Regions from separate parts of the Mus musculus genome. Here regions 2 and 3 are each linked to region 1. A link is a loop called in an ENCODE intact Hi-C map of the cell type or tissue named here. Cell type or tissue: left cerebral cortex. All regions are shown on one strand.

Region 1 (8,000 bases):
ATACATACATACATACATACATACATACATACATACACTAACACATATATACACACATACACAAACACACATATACACACATACACACATACACATACACTAACACATATATACACGCATACACAAACACACATATACACACATACACACACACAAACACATATATACACACATACACTAACACACATATACACACACATACACACACAAACACATATATACACACATACACACACACACACACACACACACACACACACACACACACACACACACACTTACTTTCTCTAGTCTTTCCATGACTACAGCCACATGGAGAAACTGAGGGTGGCTGACATGTCTTCTGGACTAATCTCACCCTGAAAGCTCCGAGCTGGACAAATTGAATTGGCCTCAGAGGAACTGGGGTCAAGGGCCTGGCCAGAACATCATGTGAATGTGTTCCAAGGGTAAGATGAGCAAGGGGTACCAGGGCTGCCAGACCCCAAGTAACCTCAGCTGGCCCTGAGCCCAGGTGACTTCAAACCAAGGCAGGGACAGCCTCTCCAGTTTAAAAATGCTATCTATATGCACATCTGTCACTTAATGTCTAGAGGCTTGAGGGGTCCCTGCTTGGCTGCTAGGAATCTCTCCCTCCCCCTTGTTCCCACACTCCCTCTCTCCCTCCTCCCTCTGCCCTCCCCTCTCCTGACGTATCAGGGCTAAGTCAGACTCAGGGCCTTCTAAGGCATGCATGCTACCACGGAACCATTTACCCCATCTCCTGTGCTATTTTCCTTGACAGATTTGCTTCAGTCCTGACTGCTGAGGTCCAGGGTCAGAAGTGTTACCAAGCTGAGGCTGTGGCTTAGCAGCAGAAGGGTTGCCTAGCATGATATAAAGCCCTGAGTTTGACCTCCACTTACACAACACACATCCAAGGCCAGAGGCCCTATATCCATGATCTGTCCTGCTTTTGCCTTCAGTCCCTCCCCACACACAGTGTGCTCTAAGCTCAAGAGAAGCACATGCGCCAAGAGCCTCCTGTGTGTTGGCACTGTGTCCTAATGACACGCTCGGCAGTTGAGATCTGGCTGGGGACTGGGGGAGGGCATGCTGAACACATGAAATCTGGCTGTACTACCACGCTGTCCATATTGTGATGTACATTAGTGAGAAAATAAAATGAGGTGATAAGCTAGAGTCACTAGTGTGATCTGCAGACCAGCAGCATCTGAGGTTTCAGAACACCAGCCACACAGCTTCTCAGGCCCTACCCAGCCTGACTCCAAACAGGTGTTAACGTCACGAAGAAGAGACTGGATGCTCTTAGCTTCTGTGGTATATCCTCCAAGAAAGAGCAAGTGGTACCAACCACCCAGGATGTTCTTAAAGGGACAGCTGGCTCCACACACGACACCTCTTTAGGCCTCGTGCCTGGAAACTGGGCTAAATGGAGAAAATTCTCAAGCTGGAAAAAAAAAAATCTGGATATGGAGACATCAAGAGTCTAAGAACTGTTTATTGAAGAGGTGACAGAGACCCTTCCCTGGAGTCCTTAGTCATACCGAGAGGCCCAGGTTCTTTCTATTTATGCTGGCTGTGATATGAGTTTTTGCTCTTCAGAGAATGTGCTACAAGTGTGACTGTTAACAGGCTCTGTATGAAGACCTGACCAGAGCAGACCCAGGAAGCTGGCAGGTCCTCCTGTCCTGCCCCACTCCCAACTTCCCCCATCCCAACCCACCCCTAGTTCTGGGAAAAGCCAGTCCTTCCTGTTGCTGATGCAATGGGCTTGCAGGCTAATGTCCCAGGCCACACTGTGACTGTGGAGCAGGGCTGCCATGTCCACAAAGTGTTCCTTCATCAGTCTACCAGTCACTCATCAGGACTGTCCTAGAGGTGAAACCTTCGTCCCTGCTGTGAAACTGTGGCGATCTGGCCACATAGACCCTGAAATTTACTGATGAGGCTACTGAGACCCCAGCTTGTATTTCTAGCCACGTTTTGCATCCTCTACTGGGAGAACTTCACCTGCCACATTTATCACTTACTATAAGGCTCTAAAAATTTAAAACCAGACCATACTTGTCTCTTTGCTTGTCTGGGAGCGCTTAGAAAGCAAGGGTCCAGCCAGGTCTTTCCTACTCCCCTGCAATTCAAGAACCTGTTTTCTTCTTTGCTTACCAAAAGAATGAATCTATCTATCTATCCATCCACCTATCTATTTATCTATCTACTTATCTGTCTATCCATCCATCCATCTATCTATCTATCTAAACAGGGTTTTGTGTAGCCCAGACTTGCTTGTGTAATTCCCTATATGCTAAGGCTGGCCTTGAACTCCTGGATCTGGATCTACCTCTCAAATGCTCCAAAACAATAAATGAAGAAAGAAAAGCCAGAAGATCTGGCTTCCTCCTGTGTGCTAAAGGTATCTTTTTGGTCTCCTATTGCTCTTGCTCCACATGCTTTTGCTGGGCTCCCCCAAGTGAAGAACTGGCCAGAGAAAGTTCATTTGGGAAGTCCAGGACACAAAGACCTTACCTGCATCCTTTGCCTTGGTCAGTCCCTTCCTCAGTGAGTTGCCCTTATTTCAGAAAACTGTTGGTCTGCCGCCAAGGGCCAGCCCCCAAGCGAGGACCCTAGCCCGTGTCCAGGGGTGATTGGGAAGCTTTTGTTCGCTCTGGGCAAGTGTTAGGAGGAGTTGTTGGAGATGGAGGCGACCTTGATCAAGATCCATAAACTTGGCTGGGGTGGCACATACCCAGCAGGAAGGTAAGGGCAGGAGGATCTTGAGTTTAAAGCCAGTTTGGGCTACACAACCTATTCTGTCTCAAAAAAAAAAAAAAAAAACAAAAAAACAAAAAAAAAAAAACAAATCAAAGGATCCAGGAGCTCACAAATGAAGCTCAGCCAATAGACAACGTTCTTCCAAACGCTCTCAGGCTTCTGGCCCTTGAGCCACCCCTGGACCTTCTTCCTTTTGAGCTAGGATGTTACAGGGCCAGGCTCCTGTTCTGGCTTCCACATGACTCTGCCCTGCACTGACAGTCTTGCAGTGTGAGGACCCCATTCCTGCCTTCTGAAATATTTCCCATGCTTCTTCAGTCAGTTTTGTATCTCTGCTGTCCACAAATGACCATAAATCTGGCGTCTCAGAGGAACACAGACTTATTTGTTATATTACAGTCTTAGAGGTCCAAGTTCAAGAATGGATCTCACTGGCCTATCAGGGGGGGATGCAGGCCTTTCTGGCTGGAGGAGGGGATGCATTTACAGCTTCTAGAAGCTTCTGTGTTCCTTCATCAGAAGTGCCTTCTCTTCCTGTCACAGCCTTGCTCCCTCCTCCTTGTTGCCTTCTTTCTTTCCCCTGTTCTGACTTTCTTACCTGCTTCCACTGAGCACATCTGGATAGTCCCAGATGCTGTGTCAGTGTCTGCTGATTAGCCATTGTGTTTCCTTCTGCATCCTTAAGTCCCCTTTGGCATGTAGGCCGTCATAGTCCCAGGGGTTAGAGGACAGAATCTTTAAGGTCATTATTATGCCTGCTGTACTCTTGCCTCTTAGAATTCTGATTTCACAGCCTTTCATATTTACTTAATTGAAGCTTTGAGTTGAAGTCCAGCAAATAAGGGAGGGCAGAAGTTGGCTTTGGTGGAACAGGACGAGGAAGGCTGTGTGGGTCATTTTACATTAGCCCTAGGTCACCTCCAGAGAATGAGGAGATGTCACAAAGTCTGTCCAGAGAACCACCTGCTGAGTAAAGTCCAAAACCTTGTTCTGGCCTCACTGGCCGTCCTGACCTCATTTTCTGCTAGCAGTGAACTAACCTGACCTCACCCCGGTGTCAAGTCCTGGCCTAAGTGGAGGGACATGTGCCCACAAACGTGTATGTGCACGTGTGTGTGTGTGTGTGTGTATGTGTGTGTGTGTGTGTGTATGAGGTCTGCTTGTGTGCACATGAGATGTGTTTTTAGACTCATAGTCATCTGCTTGTTCACTGATGGCAGCTGGTAGGAGAAAAATCCTCCCATCTTTCCAAAACCACTCATGGTTGGGACCCCTGGAAGCCCAGAGGCAGAGGCCACCAGGGAAGGACAGACAGACAGCACACTAACAAATGTGCTGTTTCAGTAGAAATGGTTGAACACAAAGGCACAGGCAGATGGAGATAAAAAGTGCTTACCTTAGCTTTGCAGTTTGGAGAAGTTTCCGGAAGGATTAATCACTTGGTGGAATTAGCAATACAGAAGAAGTTGGGGATAATCTTTTTTTTTTTATTAAAGATTTTATATATGTGAATATACTGTCTTCAGACACACCAGGAGAGGGCATTAGATCTCATTACAGATGGGTTTTGAGCCACCATGTGGTTGCTGGGATTTGAACTCAAGACCTCTGGAAGAGCAGTCAGTGCTCTTAACCGCTGAGCCATCTCTCCAGGCCGGGAATAATCTTAAATTCAGAATGTTAAGGAAGAATCAGCTGCTTCCTTTCTTCCTCTCTCCTTTTCTCTTTTCCTTCCCTCCATATAATGTACGTATCCACACATACATAGGCACAGACACAATACTATACTACATATTCTCTCTCTCCCCCTCTCTCTTTATCTATCTATCTATCATCTATCTACACACACAGACACACACAGACACACACAGACACACACAGACACACACACACATATATATATACCATACCATGAGCTATATACATGGCATAGTATGGCATAGTACAAAAGATCTATTATAATTTTTCTGATTTCTTCTAGCTTTACATTATCTCCGAGTATATAAATATTCAGTAAATGAAAACTTACATATGGCCAGGCCTACTGTTTAAACTAATCTGGACCAAACGCCTGTGTCCCGGGAGGACACTGCAAGGAGAGAGCCGGCCGCTCTGATTTCTGCCAGCAGAGGGCGCTGCCGGACAGCTCTGTGGGGCTCCGCGGAGACTATGCCTCCAAGACACACCACCCGTAAGACAAGAGGCAGTAGGAAGGAAAACGGCTAAAATCCATCTCCTGACCTCAGAGGGAAAACTGAACTCCCTGAGAGAATTTTTCAAAGCTCTCCTGGCTTGCCCTATGTAACCAGGGAGTAGAAGCTGTCCCCTCACCTAACACCAGGAGAACCTTTAAGGAAACCACCTTCCCATATTCTGTGGGGTCTGGAATCTGGCTGACATCTGAAAAGCTGGCCTCATTCTGGGAACTGTGCCTCTCCAACTGGTGACCACCTTTTGGCATTTAAAGCTGAAATGCCACCCCTTCCAGGGATCCCCTCTCCTGACACCCCGAAGTTGTCCCTCCACTGTGGTTCTACACTAAGTATTTTGAGATGCTGTCCCAATATAAATTCGCAGTTGATTCTGAGATTGTTAAAGACAAGGATGGTGGGTTTTGGCATGTTTAATCTTTTTCATAGGAACACACGCACACGCGCACGCGCGCGCGCGCACACACACACACACACACACACACACCACTAAATGAATAAATTTTTAAAAAATCAGAATCATTTATAATCCAATTCTTCTTTTTAGTACTATAAAAGGACCAAGAGTTTCTCCCTTGCCTGCTCAGCCAATCCTACTTCCATTGACAATGCTAAGAAAGCGATCTGATTCCTCTTTGTGCACTCATGCACACACACACACACACACACACACACACACACACAAACACACACACAAACACACACACTCACTCACACACTTCCGTAATTTATTCCGTGTGTCTTCATCTCAGTTTCCATTTTCACTTAATCTTGAACATCTTTTGTATAAGTGTGCATGCTAAGTTGTAATTTGGTGACAGTATGCATGTGTGTATATAAACGTGTGTGTGTGTGTGTGTGTGTGTGTGTGTGTGTGTGTGTGTGTTGGCTGCATCTAAATATCATACATACAGTGATCCCTGAGGAGAAGTTGGGCCTAAGCTGGGCCTCGGGGCCCATGCCTACAACCACAGCACTGATGAGGCAGAGCAGGGGACAGGAACTTTCAGGGACCTTGGGCTACATGGAGAACTCCCTTCCTCAGTAAAGCAAACTAACTCTCTTCTGGGTGGATTAAGCAATAATCTCCCATCCTTCCCTCTCACAAGTCTTGGTTATCAATAATCTACTCCGTGTTTCTGTCGACACCTCAATTCCATTTAATGCATGAATATTATTCATAATAGGAGACATCATTGGTTTAGCCATTCTCTGATAATAGATATTATATTAAGGACACATGTACAAAGGTATGTGGGTGTACATGTGAACACACACATGCACACACACACACACACACACACACACACACACACACACACACACCCTTGGGTAAAACAAACAGTGCTATAACACTGTTGCCCACATGGGACTCCCGGGGATGGTTTGATAGAAGAAAGTCTTAGAAATGGGCAGCAGAGCCAAGTGAGCAACCCTATCCTTAACATGAAGATGCCTGACCCCATCTCAGATCCTCTGGTTTAACAGGGATGTCTGGGAGTGGAGGCGTTTATCCTACACCGTGGGAAGCATGGTTATGCTGGCCTGCCATACTGCTGGGCTCCCTGCTTGGAATCCTGAGCCTGCCCATATGGAGAAAGTCTGCTCCCCACGGCCATTGTGTATCTGATGAGTCATCCACCCAGTGTGACAGGGCGTGGGGTGGCAAAGCCTTGCAGGCAAGCTTCATGGAATGTGTGTTTCCAAATCCTAGGAGCCCAGGCTGCTTACATGGCTGACCATGGGCTAGCGCCCAGTTCTGTGATCTGTTAGCACTTCCTTGGAAGAGGCCAGCTCACCTTCCTCCAAATTCGGTCCTAGCACAGAGATGGGCCTGGTCTGGCTGATCTCTCTGAAGAAACAAAGATTCACAGAGAGGTGGTAGGTGGAGGACAAGGATCACCAGAAAGGAAAAGAGAGAGAAAGAAGGGTTGGCTCAAGGGAGAAAACGTTGAAAGGAGAAGGAAGCAGAGAAGCGAGAAAGAAAAGGCAGGTGTACAGAGAAAAGTGCCAGACAAAGACGTGAGTTAAAGCAGTAGAGGGGAAGCCAGCCCTGGTGACACACACACTTTTGCTGCAACGTTTGTGAGGCAGGGGCAGGTGGATCTCAGTGACTTCATGCCAGCCTGATCTACATATAGAGCTCCAGGCCAGCCAGTGAGACCGTGCTGTCCCCCTACGCAAAAACAAACAGACGAACAAACCACTGAAACAAAAATAGCGGAAGAAGGAAGAGAACACAGGAAAGAAAGAAAGGGACAGAAAGAAAGAGGAGACTGGAGGAGCGGAGAGCAGGGCTGGACTCCAGAAGAAAGCTCCTATATCCGATCCATCAAGACACAAAAGACAGCTTGGGGGAAGCCCTGGCTTGGCTGTAGGTCTGACTGTCAGGCAACCTGGCTTACTGTAGCATGTCCTGCCAAAGACAAGTTTATAGGAGCCAGCTTTCCTGAGTACTGAACTCAGCCCAGTGGTCAGGGTTGAATCAACCCCTTTGTCCACTGAACTAACGTGCTGCCACAGATAAACTTATATTAAAACAATTGTCACACACCTGTGCGGTACCATGGTCTGGAGAGAAGGCTCAGTTGGTTAAGAGCACTGACTGCTCTTCCAGTGGTCCCGAGTTCAAATCCCAGCAACCACATGGTGGCTCACAACCATCTGTAATGGGATCTGATGCCCTCTTTTGATGTGTCTGAAGACAGCTGCAGTATACCCACATACATGAAATAAATAAATCTTAAAAAAAAAAAAAAACAGAACAGAACTGTGTGGTACCAGACTCTGAACATGAGACTGAACATGAGACTCTGAACTCAGAAACGGGATGCCCACACTCGGGGTACCCACAGGGTGGCATCCTAGCCCTAGTAACTTCACAACAGGATAAGGTCCTTGGAAAAGTGCATACTCTTTGCTTAGCCATAAAGAATGCTCCCTGCAAGGGTGTTACAGAGAAAGGGAAGGAGAAAGAAGGAAGAAATGAAATGTAGCCTCATATATTTAAGACAAATA
Region 2 (8,000 bases), 250 kb after region 1:
CAAAAACCGTAGCAATTAGTATATAAAGTAGAGTAACTTGGAAATTGAGTTAGTGGAGTCAGACAATAGGATGTGTAAAACTGAAATTTTTGAAAGAGTGGAGTTGTTAGTAATGATAAGATTTGCAGTATCATTCATCCAGGTAGTAAGATTGGGTGGACAGCATCCTGCCAAAAGGTTACTAACAAGACTGCGATGGGCAATCATGTCTCCCTTGCAGATTCTGTACAACAGCGAATCCATTTAAAGCCATGATTTCTCTGTTTAGATGGAATTATACCATTTCATGTTTCTAGTAGAGTTAGAAATGGTCTATAGTCAGTTGATAACTAATTATGAGGGCAAAAACCATAACTTATGTTATCTACGGATTTCAAAGCTTGGTATAAATCTGTCCATGATGAACATGAGCAAATATCTCTTCAGTTGAATTAAGAAGAGAAATAGTAGACAAATGAAAGCAATTTCAAGGTTTAAAGGAGAAAATTAGTTTTCAATGAATGTGATTATTGTAAGAAGAGATGTATGGGGGCTGGAGAGATGGCTCAGCGGTTAAGAGCACTGACTGCTCTTCTGAAGGTCCTGAGTTCAAATCCCAGTAACCACATGGTGGCTCACAACCATCCATAATGAGATCTGACGCCCTCTTCTGGTGTGTCTGAAACAGCTACAGTGTACTTACAATCTTAAAAAAAAAAAAAAAAAAAAAAAAAGAAGAGATGTATATCCCATATACTTAATATCAGAGACTGTTCAAACCATGAAATATATTCTGATTGTCTTGGTCATTATTAATTACTTATATCTTTTTCTTTTAAAAAAGAAAAAATAAAAGACTTATGGGCTGGAGAGATGGCTCAGTGGTTAAGAGCACCAACTGCTCTTCCGAAGATCCTGAGTTCAAATCCCAGCAACCACATGGTGGCTCCCAACCATCCGTAATAAGATCTGACGTCCTCTTCTGGTGCATCTGAAGATAGCTACAGTGTACTTAGATATAGTAATAAATAAATCTTTTTTAAAAAACTTATTTATTTTATGTATATGAATACCCTGTATCTGTCTTCAGACACACCAAAAGAGGGCATCATATCCCGTTACAGATGGTTGTGAGCCACTATGTGTTTGCTGGGGATTGAACTCAGGACCTCTGAAAGAGCAGTCAGTGTTTCTAACCTCTGAGCCATCTCTCTACCACTACTATACTTTAGTATTGGTAACAGCCTCCTAAGTACTATGAAATTATAATTTTATTACTATCTGAAATCTTACAAAGTTTTAATCAAAGTTATTTTATCATTTTCATAAATGTAATATCTTCACCGCCTAATTATAAGATTCTTGTTATCAGAGCCAGGAGTTCATAGCACATTAGAAGCTGCATTTCAAAGGCTCTAGACAAGTAAATGCATTAATTTCCTTTCAGAAGGAACATTACAATAAGCCAAAAAGAACAGTTTCTCTTTTAGTTCAGTTTAATGTACTTTGGTATTCAGAGCTCAGCTGCCTTTGCTGGACTGGGTTAACATTGAGAGGGCCAGAGCAAACTCCTTTTGTATAGAGCTGTTTGTTATTGGTTTTTTTAAATCAAAATACACAGTTTTGTGGTTTTTGTTTTTCTAGCAAACAGAACCATGAAGTCATTAAGCATCTGCATGCTTGTTTTCTGGCTCTATGGGTATCTTAATTTGCATTGTTGAATGCATAGCCATGTGTTTCCATTGCAGTTTTTCATCTCCAGAGCAAGAAATAAGTGGCTTTATTGTCATTCTCTGGAGCCTTGAGATGGTTTTGTTATATACTATTAGTTAGTCATTAATTTATAGTGATGCTTATTATCATAGTCTTATAATTTATACTACATTCATAACATTACCCAAAACATCTAATATGCAAAGACCTTGTTTGTCTAATCAGTGTTAGCTTTTTATCTTACTACATTGTCAATTCACAATTTGAAATTTCTTTGTTTATTTCAGTTCAAAAGTACAGCTTTCATATATATATATAAGAAAGTTTGTGCTTTTCATCTATACTAATTCTCTACTAATAGGGTTTCACTTTAGTATTGGTAACAGCCTCCTAAGTACTATGAAATTATAATTTTATTACTATCTGAAATGATATTTACATGTGAATTTTATTTATAGCAAATCTTATTTTATACTTTTGGTCTTGATTTTAAGGAAAGAACGTTTGGTGTATGTTGGTATCAGTATTGAAAACATCATTCCTCCACAAGTAAGTTTCTAGTTGATAAGTTTTTGGTTTTGTTTTAATTTAAAATCATAATGTGTATGCATGTTTCCCCTTTATGTCTATGTACCTCATGTATACCTATTGCCTACAGAGGTCAGAAGAGGGTGCTATAGATCCCCTGGAGCTGGTTGTGAGCCACTCTGGGAGGTGAGCATGGAACATGAGTCCCCTGAAGAGCAGCCATCCTTAACCACTGAGCGATTTCCAGTCTAAGTTTATATAGCATTTGTGGAAGAGATGTTATGTGCTTTCTTACATTTAATGGAATTGTGTGACTTGTTTTAATATTCAACATTCCTACTTTATTAAGGCTAGACATTTTAAGCATTTGTGGAAAGAACTTTTCAAATTATTATATATAAATAGATAACCCAAAAATGTGATTATTGTATTTAAACTAAATTTATAGCTCTTTGCTTTGGGGTAATATTCTATTGTTTCTATTGTAAATGGGACAATTTGTGGTTAGCTTTATAATGTGTTATTTGCATAAAATAACTAAAGAATAGCTTGGGAATAAATTACTTTTAAAATGGCCCTTACTGAAACTTTAATTTCTATTATAATTTAATTTCTTTGAAGAACTACCATTATTTAACATTTATTAGTCTATAATTAAGGGTACCTCATCAGTGAATGTTCAGTAATTTCAAACTTGATTTTGTTGTGAGTTTTGTTACTGTAGCTGATTTTTGGCAGGGTATATAACCCTGACTGGCCTGGAATTCAGGGATCCACTTGCCTTTACCTCTTGAGTGCTGGTTTTGAAGGCTAGGCTTAGAGCTATAAGCCATCACAGTCAGCAGGTTCCAAGCAAAGTCTTACAATTTTATTCTTTTCACAATTTTTTTTCCATTTTTTATTAGGTATTTAGCTCATTTACATTTCCAATGCTATACCAAAAGTCTCCCATACCCACCCACCCCCACCTACAATTTTTTTTTAAAGATTTTTTTTTTTAAGTATATGTGTACACTGTCATGTCTTCAGATACACCAGAAGAGGGCATCAGATCTCATTACAGATGGTTGTGAGCCACCATGTGGTTGCTAGGAATTGAACTCAGGACCTCAGGAAGAGCAGCCAGTGCTCTTAACCATTGAGCCATCCCTTTCCACAATTGTATCATAGCTTTAAGTAGCTTACCTAGTTGTTCTTCTTCAGTTTAAATCAGATCATCTCGCGAATTGAGCACACACAATGTATTCAGAGTTTTCTGTGTAATTATTGGTTAGCCGATTGAAACTGTAGAAAAACTTCACTCTTGTTATTTTATTTTAATACAATTACAAACTCACAGAAGTATAAGAAAATCAACAGAAATATTTCATTTATTGATCTCCAATTTTTTAATTTGTGTAAGTAGTTTTGCTGTGTATGTTCATTGTGATAGATAATCTTAGAAATTCACATATTTTGTGTATGCTGCCTAGGTAGAATGTGAAAGCTGCTAATTCCAAGAACTGTTTCCTGGTCATACCTGTACACTTTTATCTTTAAAGGAGCCTGAGTTTTCTGAAGAGCAAGAAGAAAAGAAAAAAGATGCAAAAAAATCCAAAGCAAATGCACTTGAAAGGAGATCAACAAGAACAAGGAAATGTATTAGCTACAGGTATGAAGGAAGAGAAAGTTGTTGTAGTAGAAGAGTCTGGTTTTTTCCAGTTAGACAAGACAGAAGTGGATGGTTTTCCCAACTTAGTGATTTTTAAGTATTACATTTATGTCACTTGGTATCCTTGGGTATAGAGTTCCAACACTAAAAGGCCACGCTGTAGCTCAGAAGTAGTAGAACCCTTCCTTAGCTTGAGTCAGGTCATATGTTCAGTCCACACACCAGGCACACACTTGCATGCACTTGTATGCACAAGATTCCAAGCAGAAGTTATTTGTACATTCAGTCCGGCTGAGTTCATCTTAGGTCACCTGAGCCCAAACTAAGATGAATCTTCCATATAAAGCAATCATAGAGATCTTTTTTTTCTTGTTTTTTTATCTTTAAATCCAAAAAATAGTTTTTTGAGCAAAAGCACATTTATCTAGTTGTAAAATTTGATCATTTGTATATGAATTTAACAATACACTTACTTTCAATAGTAATTATATAATAATCTAAAGAATCTAAAACTTTACTGATTCTTTGAAGTTTTTACTTGTTTATTGTCTAGAGTGTGTGCGTGTGTGTGTTAGGGTACCTTCACATATACTGATATTGTATGAATCCTTCTGCTTTCCTGTGTAGAAATACTATCAACTGGATAGCTTTCAAAAAGCATGTGTTGATTTCTCACAGTTCTGGAGACTTTATAAAGTCAAGATGAAAGTACCAACAGATTGGGGAGTCAGATTTCAGAGCCTGTTTCTGCTTATCAGTGGCAACTTCATGCTTTGTGCTCACAGGATAGACGTTCTCGAAGATCTAGTGTCTGGTGTGGGTCTACTTCCATAGATAGATAGATAGCTGTCCTCCTGTTATAATGTCACATGGCAGAAGATGCCAAGAGATTTTTGTTTTCTCTTTTTTAGTCCTGTTTAAGGAGGACATTAATCATAGTCGTGTGTGAACCATACCTTAAGGTTGTCACATGTGAGTTGGAATGGGGACAAAACCAGACTGATGCAGACACTTTGTGTATGTAGTCTATAGAAATCAAACATATACAGCTTAGGGTCTGATCACTGTGCTTATTTTAGATTTGATGAATTTGATGAAGCAATTGATGAAGCTATAGAAGATGATATTAAAGAGGCTGATGGAGGAGGTATGTGTTTATCTGTTATTCTTTTCACATAATTCTACCAGCAGATTATTGTTCTCTCCAAAGCTAACACTGAACAAACTGTCTCATATTTAACATAATCTGTTGATATAGTATTAGTGTATTAAGTCAGAACTTTGTAATTATTAATTTTTATATGATATAATACAAAAGTTAATTTTCTTTATTAATCAAACAATTTCTATCTGATTCTAATTAGAATACTCAGTTAACTTTCCTATTGTCTTTATAACTACAAAGCCTCAAATATATGGATAATTCAAATTTTAATGACTGGTATAACTTAAAGATCAATTTACTCACTTAATTACATTCTCTGTCTTTTTTCCTTCCTTCCTTCCTTCCTTCTTTTCTTTCTTTCCATTTCATTTTGTTTGAGACAGGATCTCTCTCTGTGGTTCTAGTTGTCCTGAACTTGCTGTGTTGGCAAGACTGTCCTTTAACTTACAGAGATCCTCCTGCCTCTACCTCCTGAGTGCTGGGATGCACTACCATGGCTGGCCTTTAATTACCTTTCAAAACAGCATTATAGGAAAATCTGAAGGTTGTTTGTTAAGGCATTATATAGCCAGTTACTAATGCTCTGATGTAGAACCTTCTGCTTTCTACTTGTTCCTGTAAAATAGTAAAAGTGGATGAGTAAGCCTTTTGTTTTGTTTTGTTTTGTTTTGTTTTGTTTTGTTTTGAAGAAACTGACATTAGAGCCTTTCAGAACTGTGTCCTTTATATCTTTATCAACTTTGTTTCTGTCCTTATTCAAGGATATTTTTGAGCAGCTACTAGCAGGTATGAGGTTTTATTTTCAGAGTGAGGAGGTGGTCTCAGATTGGCTAGTGTTGGCAGTTGGACAACTTTGTGGCTAAATCAGAAAACTCTGAGTTACTTTTTTTAAAAGATGAGTCTGGAGAGATGATTAAGCAGTTCGGAGCAACTGCTGCTCTTTCAGAGGACTAGAGCTTGGTTCCTAGCACCATGTACGTATGTATGTACAGCATATGCATGCCTGATACCAGTTCAGCTCCCAGTATCTACTTCATAGCTCCCAACCATACTAACTGCAGTTCTGTGGAGCTGGACTTCCATCTTCTGACACTGAGTATCAGACATGCATGTGCTGTACATACATAAACACGCACACAAATAGAGTATTGAGCCAGGTGTGGCGATACAAATCTCTAATTCAGGAAGCTGAGGCACAAGGAGTTTAGGGCCAACCTACGCTGCACAGAGAGGTTTTTAAACAGACTTCCACCAAATAAAAGACAGTGAGAAAAAAGAGGGGGTGGGGTGAGCATCACTTGGCAAGTCAAATGTAAACTAGGAGTCTCTGCCTTGTAAACTTGTACATAGTAAGAGAGGCACAGTAATCCTTTCTTTAGAGCATTATCAGCTGATGTTGTAAGGAGCCTACATATTTCTAAGATAAATTAAGCAAAGGAATGGCTGCTGCTCTGATGAGTTATGGGGAAGGTTCAATAAACATGTAGTTACCTCTTCCTTTCAGGAGTTGGCCGGGGGAAAGATATCTCCACCATCACAGGTCACCGTGGGAAAGACATTTCTACTATTTTGGATGAAGAAAGAAAGGAAAATAAACGGCCCCAGAGGGCAGCTGCTGCTCGCAGGAAGAAACGCCGGCGACTTAATGATCTTGACAGTGATAGCAACCTAGATGAAGAAGAGAGTGAGGATGAATTCAAGATCAGTGACGGGTGTGTGTCTAGGGGTCAGCATGCAAACTGCTGCGTCCTCGGAGAGCCACACTGCTGTGGCGTGGCTTCCTCTATATGGATTTGCAGGACATTTAAAATAAATTTGAGATCACTGGTTTTGATTCATTTTTAGATTAAAATTAAAGCTATGTTTATACTAGTTTAATATTTAAATTTGTTTAACTGCAATTGAGGTTTCATTTATTGAAAGCTTTCTCTATACAACCTTCTACCAAGTTCCTCAGTAGTTTTTAATTGTATGGTAAATTATAAAGAAGTATCACCTCTCTCTGGCGCTCTCTAGAGGTTGGATAAGGGATAACTAATCCAATATTAGCATTACTTCCATTTATACAGAACAACAGAACAAGTATAAACAGTATTGTGGAGTTTTTCCTTTTGGTTTGTTAATGGATGTAGTATAATAGATAAGTATACAAAATCACAGAAAAGTTCCTCTGCCTTGCCTGCCTTTGTAACAGATAAAATTAGAGTACAGAAGATAGTTGCTCAGGGAAACCACATAAGAAAGAAGTTAGAGTTGGCATGTGTAGAATGGGTATTTTGGGCAGCCTTGTAAGTTTAGAATTAGAGGCAGTGTGAGATAAGAAAGCAACCAAAACAGAGAAGCCACATGTTCAAATGCCAAGGCATATTTAGGAAACTCCCAGAAAAGCAAGAATATGGGGATAAAAAAGAAAAAAAATCACTGAGTGGGTTTTTCTTTTTTTTTTTTTTCTCTTTTGTCATGCATATAATTTTGAACTTTGTCCTGAAAATGGATTTAAAAAAAAATTACCCAAAGGGTTGAGGCACGAGATGAAAGGGAAAAAACCTCAGACTCTGGCTGGGTGAGTGATGCTCAGTACCAGGCTAACTAGCTGAGCAGGTAAACATGTTTGGGTGAGTGATGCTGGGTGAGTGATGCTCAGTACCAGGCTAACTGGGTGAGTGATGCTCAGTACCAGGCTAACTAGCTGAGCAGGTGGACATGTTTGCTCCCGAAGCCTGGCAACCTTTTCTTTAGAAGCCACGTAAGGGTGGGAGGACAGAACCAATTCTGCAAGTTGTCCTCGGAATACGCAGGCACAAGTACTCTATTTCTCCTCATAATAAGAAGTCAACGTTTTGTATTAAAAATATCCGGTGGCTGACAGAGAAGAGTAGTAAGTTAAGAAATAATGAGCCTTTTCAAATGTGTTGGATTTAAGATGTACCCAAAGAGGTCACTGCAATTCATGTGTGACTTACA
Region 3 (8,000 bases), 550 kb after region 1:
TAAAGTGAACATCAATAAACTATTTTCTCTATTTTAGTTAAAGTAAGAAGATACAGGATGGCAGATTACGAGCAAGAAATACAGGAGAGGTGTAATGTATTCCAAAGGTTAAGAGGTTAGAGATGGTGATCTCAATTTGAAAGTCACTGACGCATAGGTAGTAATTTAAACAACGTACAAGTGGGCGGGAATCTTCAGAGGTCTAAAACAGAAGGTGTTGGGAAGCAGTTGATAATAGAAATTAAAGATAGCTTGTGGTATGGGAGCTGGTATGGGTGGAGGTGTGGGAAGAAGAGAAAGAAGGAAGAAACAAGACTAGTATTTATCAACTATGATAAGCCAGCACTGTTGCACCACCTCTGTGAGCAGTGTTAGCTGCCAGACAGACCTAATTTACAGAAAAAAGGTGAAGACCCAGAGAAGTTACATCATGTATCCTCAGTTACCATAAGAGGTGATAGAGCTTATACCCACATTCCTGCCACTTGGTACCTTTCCCACTACACTGCTCCGCCCTAAGTTAGAAAGTCTCTTGAGATGATCTTTGCAGCCATCAGGGCTCTTTCAGAGCCAGCCAAGCTCCTCTTCTGAGATGCTGTTTCTAATATTTCCTTCCTTCTCTTCCCTCCCCTCCCTCGTGCAGCCTCCTTTCCCTTCCTCCCACCCACCTTCTGTACTGTTTTTCCATTTTTACTTTCAAGTTCCAGCAATATTGCCTTAATAATAATTTCTTTGTCTGAAATGTAGGTCAGTGGTAGAGCACTTGCCTGGCAAATATGTGGTCTGGATTCAATACCCAGCCCTGAAAAAAGTCTTATATCTGAACAATCCTGTGTATGTATATCTAACCCCCTGAAAGAGGATGTAATAGAAATAGAAAAGCAAATCATGGCCTGGCTGCTGCCTTGGGAAGTTAGCTTTTTGAAATGGCTCTCCATCCCTCTTCCTTTTTACCCACTTGTCTCTGCTTCCAACTTTTTCAGCTCTACAAATAGCTGCTGGACTGTCCTTCCTGATCATTCTTTTATGCCTTTATTTGATGCCACTGGGGATTTATTCTCCCTGTATTCTGAAGAAGGAGAATTTAGGGCCTAAGCCCACCCTCTTTGGACATAGAGGTGCACCCATGGTAGGTCTGAGAATATTGAGCTTGGACGAAGGTAAGTGGGTATGGTACTGTGGATGAGAGGAGGGAACCTCAGAAACATCAGCAACCCTGGAGAGGAAAAGGAATCTTGGCATAACAAGAATAAAGACTTGTATATGTTGTATTTGAACTGAGGTCATCTAACTCCTGGTCAGCTTCTCTTTACAGTGCCCAGTGTTTGGCCTCTTTGACAAGAGAGCACAGGGAACCAAGCTCTGCTTTTCAAAGCCCTTTCATTCCCAGGCTCTATGCCTACCACAAAAGAAATGTTGGGAGGAACGACTCTAAGGCATAGGGATTAATGTCCCCTTTCTTCCATAGTTGGCGCCAGAGAATACCATGATGTCCTTTGAGAAGGCTGTTGAATTAGATGTTTCTGGCCTGGAGACAGATATATACTTAAGGTAGGACTAGGGTAGAGTGGAAGAGGGGATTTGTCCAATGTCAGGGGATAGGACCAGTTGGCTCAAGGTGTAAAGAGAATAAGCCTTGAAGAGTTTCCTCCATGTTTGAATAGCATATTTGCACATGCCATATATATTAACCATGTCTCCCTTATAAAATATATTCCTTTACCTCTGTCTTCTTTACCAAAAGCTCACAAACCACATGCAATTCAAGTGGTTTTCCAGTGTAAACCACTAACCCAAACTCAGGACTTACTCATTAACATTCCCTAGATATCTGCTATATTCTAGGCTGCCTTCTGAGTGTTCAGGAGACGCAGTTGAGTGAGATACAGTCATCTGTACCTTCCTGGGGTGAAGGAGATGTGGCATAGTTACAGGTGAGCACAGAACAAGGCCATTTGTGATAACAAGCCTTTCAGAGAAGACTAAATCAAGTGCAAGGGAGCCTCAGTGAAGGAGAAGGATACTTCCTATTCTGTGAAAGAAATCATCTATATGCTCAAAGTTATGTGTGGGTTAACCTTAAAGGAAAATATTCTACTAACCAGAGATGAAGTCATTCCAGACAAAAGCATCAACCTATTTGAAGGTATATTAATGAGCAATAAACAAGTCACAGAGACCCATAAATGTGTAGTGGAAAGTCAGGGTGTCAGAGGCTAGGTGGCTTATTGATTTTTGTTGTTGTTGTTGATTTGTTTCTTTGTATTTGTTTGTTTGCTTAAGCATGTATACATGTGTGCCATGGTGTGTAGTAACCGAGGCCATAGGATGGAGTTGGTTCTTCCTTTCCATCATGTGGACCCCAGAGATCAAAATCAGGTTGTCACATTTGAGAGAATGTGACTTTCCCTTGGAAGGTAACCTCTAAGATGATACCTGTTCTTGAAGACAAAAAGAGTTCCTTATAGATAACAAAAATATGGATTTTGTTTTTCCATCTGTTCATCTAACTTTTGATCTTTTGATTGGAGAATTAAGGCCATTAATATTTAAAGTTATTATTAAAAAGTGTGTGTTGATAACCATCAATTTATTGCCTTTTTGCTATTTGTCTTCTTAGTCCTATTTTATATTTCAGTAATTATAACTTCATTTGTTTACTTTCTGAAGCGTTTGGGCCCCACCTATCTATAGGTAATCAATGGTCACTGAGAGTGGGAGAATCTGTTTTCTCCAGGGACAAGCTTTTTGATAGGTCACCCAACCCTAGGTGGTCCCTAAACACATGCATATATGACCAACACCAAATAGACTTAGTTTGTTTATTTTTATATATGTCAATAATGTTTATAGAAGTAGAGGTCATGAATGAGGGCATACAACAGGAGTTGGAGCAGGGACAGAAAGTAGTGGAAATTATGTAAATATAGTACTCATGTAAGAAATTCTAGAAAATAAATTCAAAGATTAAAATGAAAAAAAAACATTACAGTAGTGTAAAGTATTATTAAAAATAAGTGAACCACTTAGCAAATTAGCAAAAAGCCATGTATAGATATTTTATACTAGAAGATATACAGGTAACAAGTTCATAAGTGCACATCTTTTCAACTTCATTAGATATTAGGAAAATATGAGTAGTACTAGCATTACTCATCTATCTGAATGTCTTAGGAGAGAGCAAGATGGCAAATCTGATTCAAATCCTCTAATGATAATCTTACCATAGACATACCCTTTTGAACAGCTATTCATTTACAAGAGCCAAGAAAGCCAGGGAAGGGACCATACTGCCTGGTTTTAGTAAAATAATAAGGAAGGATTTATTGAAGAAGCAGGAAGAAAAGAATTGCCAATCAGCCTTCCTTCAATTCTCAGAAGCATGGAGAGAGAAGAGGGAGTGATGGGAGGAGAGAATCAAGTACAGGACTTAGACCTCAAATCCAACGTCAGGCCTGTCAGGTGCCTGTAGACCCTGTCCTCAGACCAACACTCATGACTACTGAACTACTAGAATTGTGTTAACTAGCTACCGGATTACCTCTACCACCTCTCTCCCAATGTTGACTAGCAGAGAAGAAAGCAAGATTCTACTTTCTGGGAGCAAAGCACAAAAGCTACCACAGGACTTTGCCTACTTTGGAGAAGACCTGCGTCAGGTAGAAACTAAACACCCATCCTGCTGAGGTCTTAGACAGAGCCTCTAGGTATGCTTGAGCCTCAGTCAGAGAGACCTCAGAATCCGGACAGACTCAAGTTTTGGCCCAGTCCATTATCAGCCTTGGGTTGGGCTTGTTCACTCCCACTCCCAAACACCCAGCCCATGCAGGGCCCTGTGAGATTCAAGTGCATCAGCCTTGGCAGCTTAAAGACTTCCTGTGCTACCTGTTGCCAAGCCTTGGGCAGCACAGGTATTCCTCGGCTAGTCCTCAGAGATGGAGATTTTAGAATTTCCCTAGATCTATATCCCAGTGGGATACATTTGTCTTCTGGCTTGATTCACCAGCAGCTGTAGTGCGAGCCTGGATATACCCCTGAAGCTTTGCAGGTCCTAATGGAAAACTCAGTTATGACTTATTAGCTTTTGAGTACACGTCACTGGTGACAGGGCAGATGTAGAGGGGTCCATCTGCAAGTACGGGGCAGAGAAAGCTGTACTACCAGAGGTGAGCCACCAAGGCTGGATCGTAAGTTGGGATGGAGTACATTAACACTATCCCAACTTGGATAGCAAGACTATGCTGTGGAGAGGATGTGGTAACAAGCATAGGACTTTGCCTTGGAGATTAATACTGGATGTATGAAACCTCACACTGGTCAGAACCCTAACAGTCCCTGTCCTCAGGCCTATCTGTGGAAAGGCCCTCTACAACAGCCCTGGTTTATTGGTTTTTTTTTTTCCTTCCCAGTGCCACCTGTGACTGATTGCAGCAGACTCTGGCTATGAGTTAGCAGTAGGCAGTCAACAACAGTGTAGAATTCAATTCTTGACAGTCTGTCTGCTGTGAGTGTGACAGTGTTGCAGTTTTGGTGGCCCTATATTAGAATGGCATAGAGGCCTGGGGCTGGTCCCTCCATGGTACTTATATCCAGAGAGGGCAGAGTCTTCAGTGTCTAAATACCTCCTGGTGACTGTGGGTGAAATTGTTCAGACTAATATAACTCTCTGCAGAGGTTTAGATACTTCTCTAGTTCACTCCATGAGCAAATTAGCATCTGGGGATTTGAAGTAAGCGTGGGCTTGGACCACCCTCTAGTGCTGAAACAGTGGCAGTGCTCCTGCAGTGACTCCAGCACACATGGCTGCAGAAATTACTATAGACCAACAGAAAACACATAGCCTGCATAGACTTTCTAGAAAAGTAAGCACAAAGCCAGAGTACAAAAACTGAAGCAACTACATCACACACTAATAAGCATCAGGGATGTTCATGGAACTATAACCTCACCTGACAGTTGAAATAAGGTACCAGGAGGTGAACAAATGGTAACTAGTATAGTCTTTGATAGTGAACTTAAGACGTTTTAAAGAAACTTGATGACCTTCAAAAGAAAACAGAATGATTCAGTACTCAGAGAAACTTGACAGCAATGGAAGCATTTTTTAAAAATAAAGCTTAGTTGAGCTGAAATGACACAGTAAGTCATTAAAAATCTAGGAGATAGAAGAGACCAATACAGGAAAGAAGTAATGAACTCAGAAACAGGCTATTTGAAACCATAATTGGAGAGAAAAAAGAATATAAAGCATGAAGAATACTTGAACAGCTTTAGAGTAGAATTAGAAGAGCAAAGATTCAATCTGTTGGGTTTCAAGAGGGATTTAGTAATTCCACGTGGATATGCAACTCGTCAGAAAGTTAGTGATGAAAATGGAAACTTCCAAATCCTCAGGAGGAAACAAATATCCAGGGACAGGAAAGTCAGAGGTCACTAATCACTCAACAAAACCTGCCCCAAAGCATGACGATGTCAAACTTTCAAAAGGCAAAAAGGATATCCTCAAAGTAATAAGTGTTGGTATCAGGACCCCTGACATCACATCTAGGCAACAGCGTGACCCACACACCCTTTGCCAAGGCAACAGCCATCGTATTCCCAGAATCCACTTGACTCACCTCCCATCATTACCTGTGGCTACGTCAATATCTATATTTAAAAGGAAGACCCCTCTGATCTCCCTCTTTCTTTCCCCCTTCCCTTTCTGCTGCCACCTTGCCCTTTTCTCTCTCAATAAACCTCAAGTGGAACTGTTTGGTCTGGTGTGGTCTTTCTGGAGCCACACAACGATCACAACAAGTGTTCCCTGAGTACCTAAGACAGACAGACATATCGTTGTGGACCAGGAGAGGTGCATGTGAGTTCTAGGAGTTAAAGGTTCTCCACGGAACCACTTTGATCACAGCCAATGTGAATGTATTAGTTGCTTTCCTCATCACTGAGACCAATACCTGGCCCAAGTGGCCTGGAGAAGGAAAGATTTGGTTTGGGACTCACTGTTATGGGGGGATTCCATCCATGATGACAGGGAGAACACAGTAGAGCTGGCTACTTTATCCTGAGCCAGAAAGCAGAAAAAATGGAGATACTAGCATTTGTCTTTGTGAAAGTTGGGTTGCCACAACTTGACATAAACCTAGACATAACTTGGAAGATGGGATTTAATTGAGAAATCATTTTCATAGGATTGGCCTGGAGGCCAGTCTGTAGGGCATTTCCTCAACTAATAATTGACTGATGTCGGAGGACCAGCCCAAATAATAAGACAAATATTAATAGGCCTAAAGGTATATATAGACACCAATACCATAATAGTAAGAATTCTAGTTTGCATTACCAACAATGGATGATAATCCAGAGAGAGTCAATAAAGAAATGACAGAGTTAAGTTGTGCTCAACACCAAATGTTCCCAACAGACATCTATAGAACATGATATCAAATAGCTTCAGAACATAGATTCTTCTTAACAACACATTCAACACAACAACATTTAAGATAAATCATAAATCATATGATAAGACATAAAACAAATCTTAACACATTTTTAAAAATAGAAAGCATATTATGTATTTTTTCTAACTACCTTCCTTTCTTCCACAAAATTGCAAAATACAAACTCAGCACACAGAAATCTGTAATACTGAGAGTTTGTATTTGTGAGGTCCTAGGTCCAATTGTGGGGTTCCTAGCACCACACTCAATCAATAGTAGCATTGCTATGGCTAGTAAGTGGTCAGTTATCAAGAGATAGAAATCAAGATAGGTAGAAATCAAGAGGTGGGGGCTGGAATAGGTAAAGTGTTTGTTGTGTAAGCATGAAGACCAAAGCTCTAATTTCCAGCACCCAAATAAAAGCTAGACATGGTATCACACATTTGTATCCCCAATGCTGAGGGAACAGAGATAGGAAGGTTCCCATGTGCTAGCAGGTCTTGCTAGTTGGTGATCTCCAGGTTTTTGTAAGAGACCCTATTTCAATGAGTAAGATGGAAAGAGATAGAGGAAGATACCTGACACCAACCTCTGCCATCCACACATGAATGCATGGGATGACTTACTTGTGCGCACACACACATACACACACTCACACACACACAAAAGAAATGTGACATCAAGATCTGGGCATGGTAATACATACTTAAAATCCCAGCCTTGAAAGGCAGAGGTAGGAGAATCATGAGTTCAAGGTCACCTTGCACTACATAGTAAGACCCTCTCTCAAACAAACAAACAAACAAAATCAAGAAAACATTTTCATTTATACTAGATGCAAAGCAATATAACACTTGGGAATATGTTTGAAAAGATAAAAGATCTCAGTCCCCTAAAACCTATAGAACATTGGTGAAGAAATGGAAAGACACACAAAACATAAACATGTCCTAGATTTGTGAAATGGGAGACTCTGTGCTATTAAAACATCCATAGTACCCAAAGGACTCTATGGATTTGTGTGATCCTTGTCAACAGATCAATGACAGTTTTCACAGACCTAGAAAAAAGAGTTTTAAAATTGTATGAGACTACTAAAAAACCATAAACAACAGTTTGGAGGAAAAAGAACAAACTAGAAGGAATTATACTATGGATCTTCAAAATCTATTACTATGCTATGGTAATAAAAATAGCATGGATAGCCAGGTGTGGTGGCTCATGTTTTATTCCTAGAACTCGGGAGCTGAATGATAAGCCATTCCTGGCTTTGAGGGCCAGAGCTTCTGGGTTCTGTGTTTCAGTGTATTGCTCCATTTTCAAATCCCCTGCTCTTTGAATGACCTGTTACATATTTGTGTGTGGCAGTAATAGAAGTGTTCATATGTGTGGGCACATGTAGAGAGCAGAAGTTGGCATTGGCATACCTTTCTCTCTCATTCTTTGCACCCCTGCCTCACACAGAATCTCTCATTGAACTTGGATCTCATTATCTAGATTAGAATGGATGGCCAGGGAGCCCTCAAGATCTACCTGTCTCTACTTCCTAGTGCTGGAGTTACAAAT

The links. Peaks named below come from ENCODE experiments on the same cell type or tissue, not always from the same donor. Only the 100,000 strongest peaks of a DNase experiment are listed, where the experiment ranks them.
Region 2: it touches region 1 in a loop (4-fold over the local background); 28 of 42 quality-filtered maps call a loop at or near these places.
Region 3: a loop joins it to region 1, with 5 times the contacts of the local background. A loop is called at or near these places in 6 of 42 quality-filtered maps.

What each region holds. Positions count from the first base shown.
Region 1 is chr7:97,420,131-97,428,130 of GRCm38, forward strand. It overlaps Gm32945 (a long non-coding RNA gene), which reads left to right. Exons shown (of 3, transcript XR_378347.2): 3 at 1-14. Among named protein-coding and RNA genes, the nearest start is that of Gm32945, 5.5 kb to the left of the region's middle. In left cerebral cortex, CTCF peaks have their summits at 4,896 (motif pointing right) and 7,846 (motif pointing right); DNase peaks (open chromatin) are centred at 1,105, 1,310, 4,907, 6,606 and 1 more place; H3K27ac peaks cover 343 bases.
Region 2 is chr7:97,672,395-97,680,394 of GRCm38, forward strand. Rsf1 (remodeling and spacing factor 1) reads left to right here. Exons shown (of 16, transcript NM_001081267.2): 10 at 2,187-2,241; 11 at 3,762-3,871; 12 at 4,951-5,018; 13 at 6,541-6,748. It overlaps Rsf1os2 (remodeling and spacing factor 1, opposite strand 2), which reads right to left. Exons shown (of 3, transcript NR_154552.1): 2 at 6,528-6,704. Among named protein-coding and RNA genes, the nearest start is that of Rsf1os2, 20 kb to the right of the region's middle. In left cerebral cortex, CTCF peaks have their summits at 660 (motif pointing left), 2,378 (motif pointing right), 3,283 (motif pointing right) and 7,060; DNase peaks (open chromatin) are centred at 7,082 and 7,282.
Region 3 is chr7:97,972,913-97,980,912 of GRCm38, forward strand. Gdpd4 (glycerophosphodiester phosphodiesterase domain containing 4) reads left to right here. Exons shown (of 18, transcript NM_177696.3): 8 at 38-115; 9 at 984-1,129; 10 at 1,469-1,551. Among named protein-coding and RNA genes, the nearest start is that of Gdpd4, 57 kb to the left of the region's middle. In left cerebral cortex, a CTCF peak has its summit at 4,765 (motif pointing left); DNase peaks (open chromatin) are centred at 707 and 4,746; H3K27ac peaks cover 916 bases.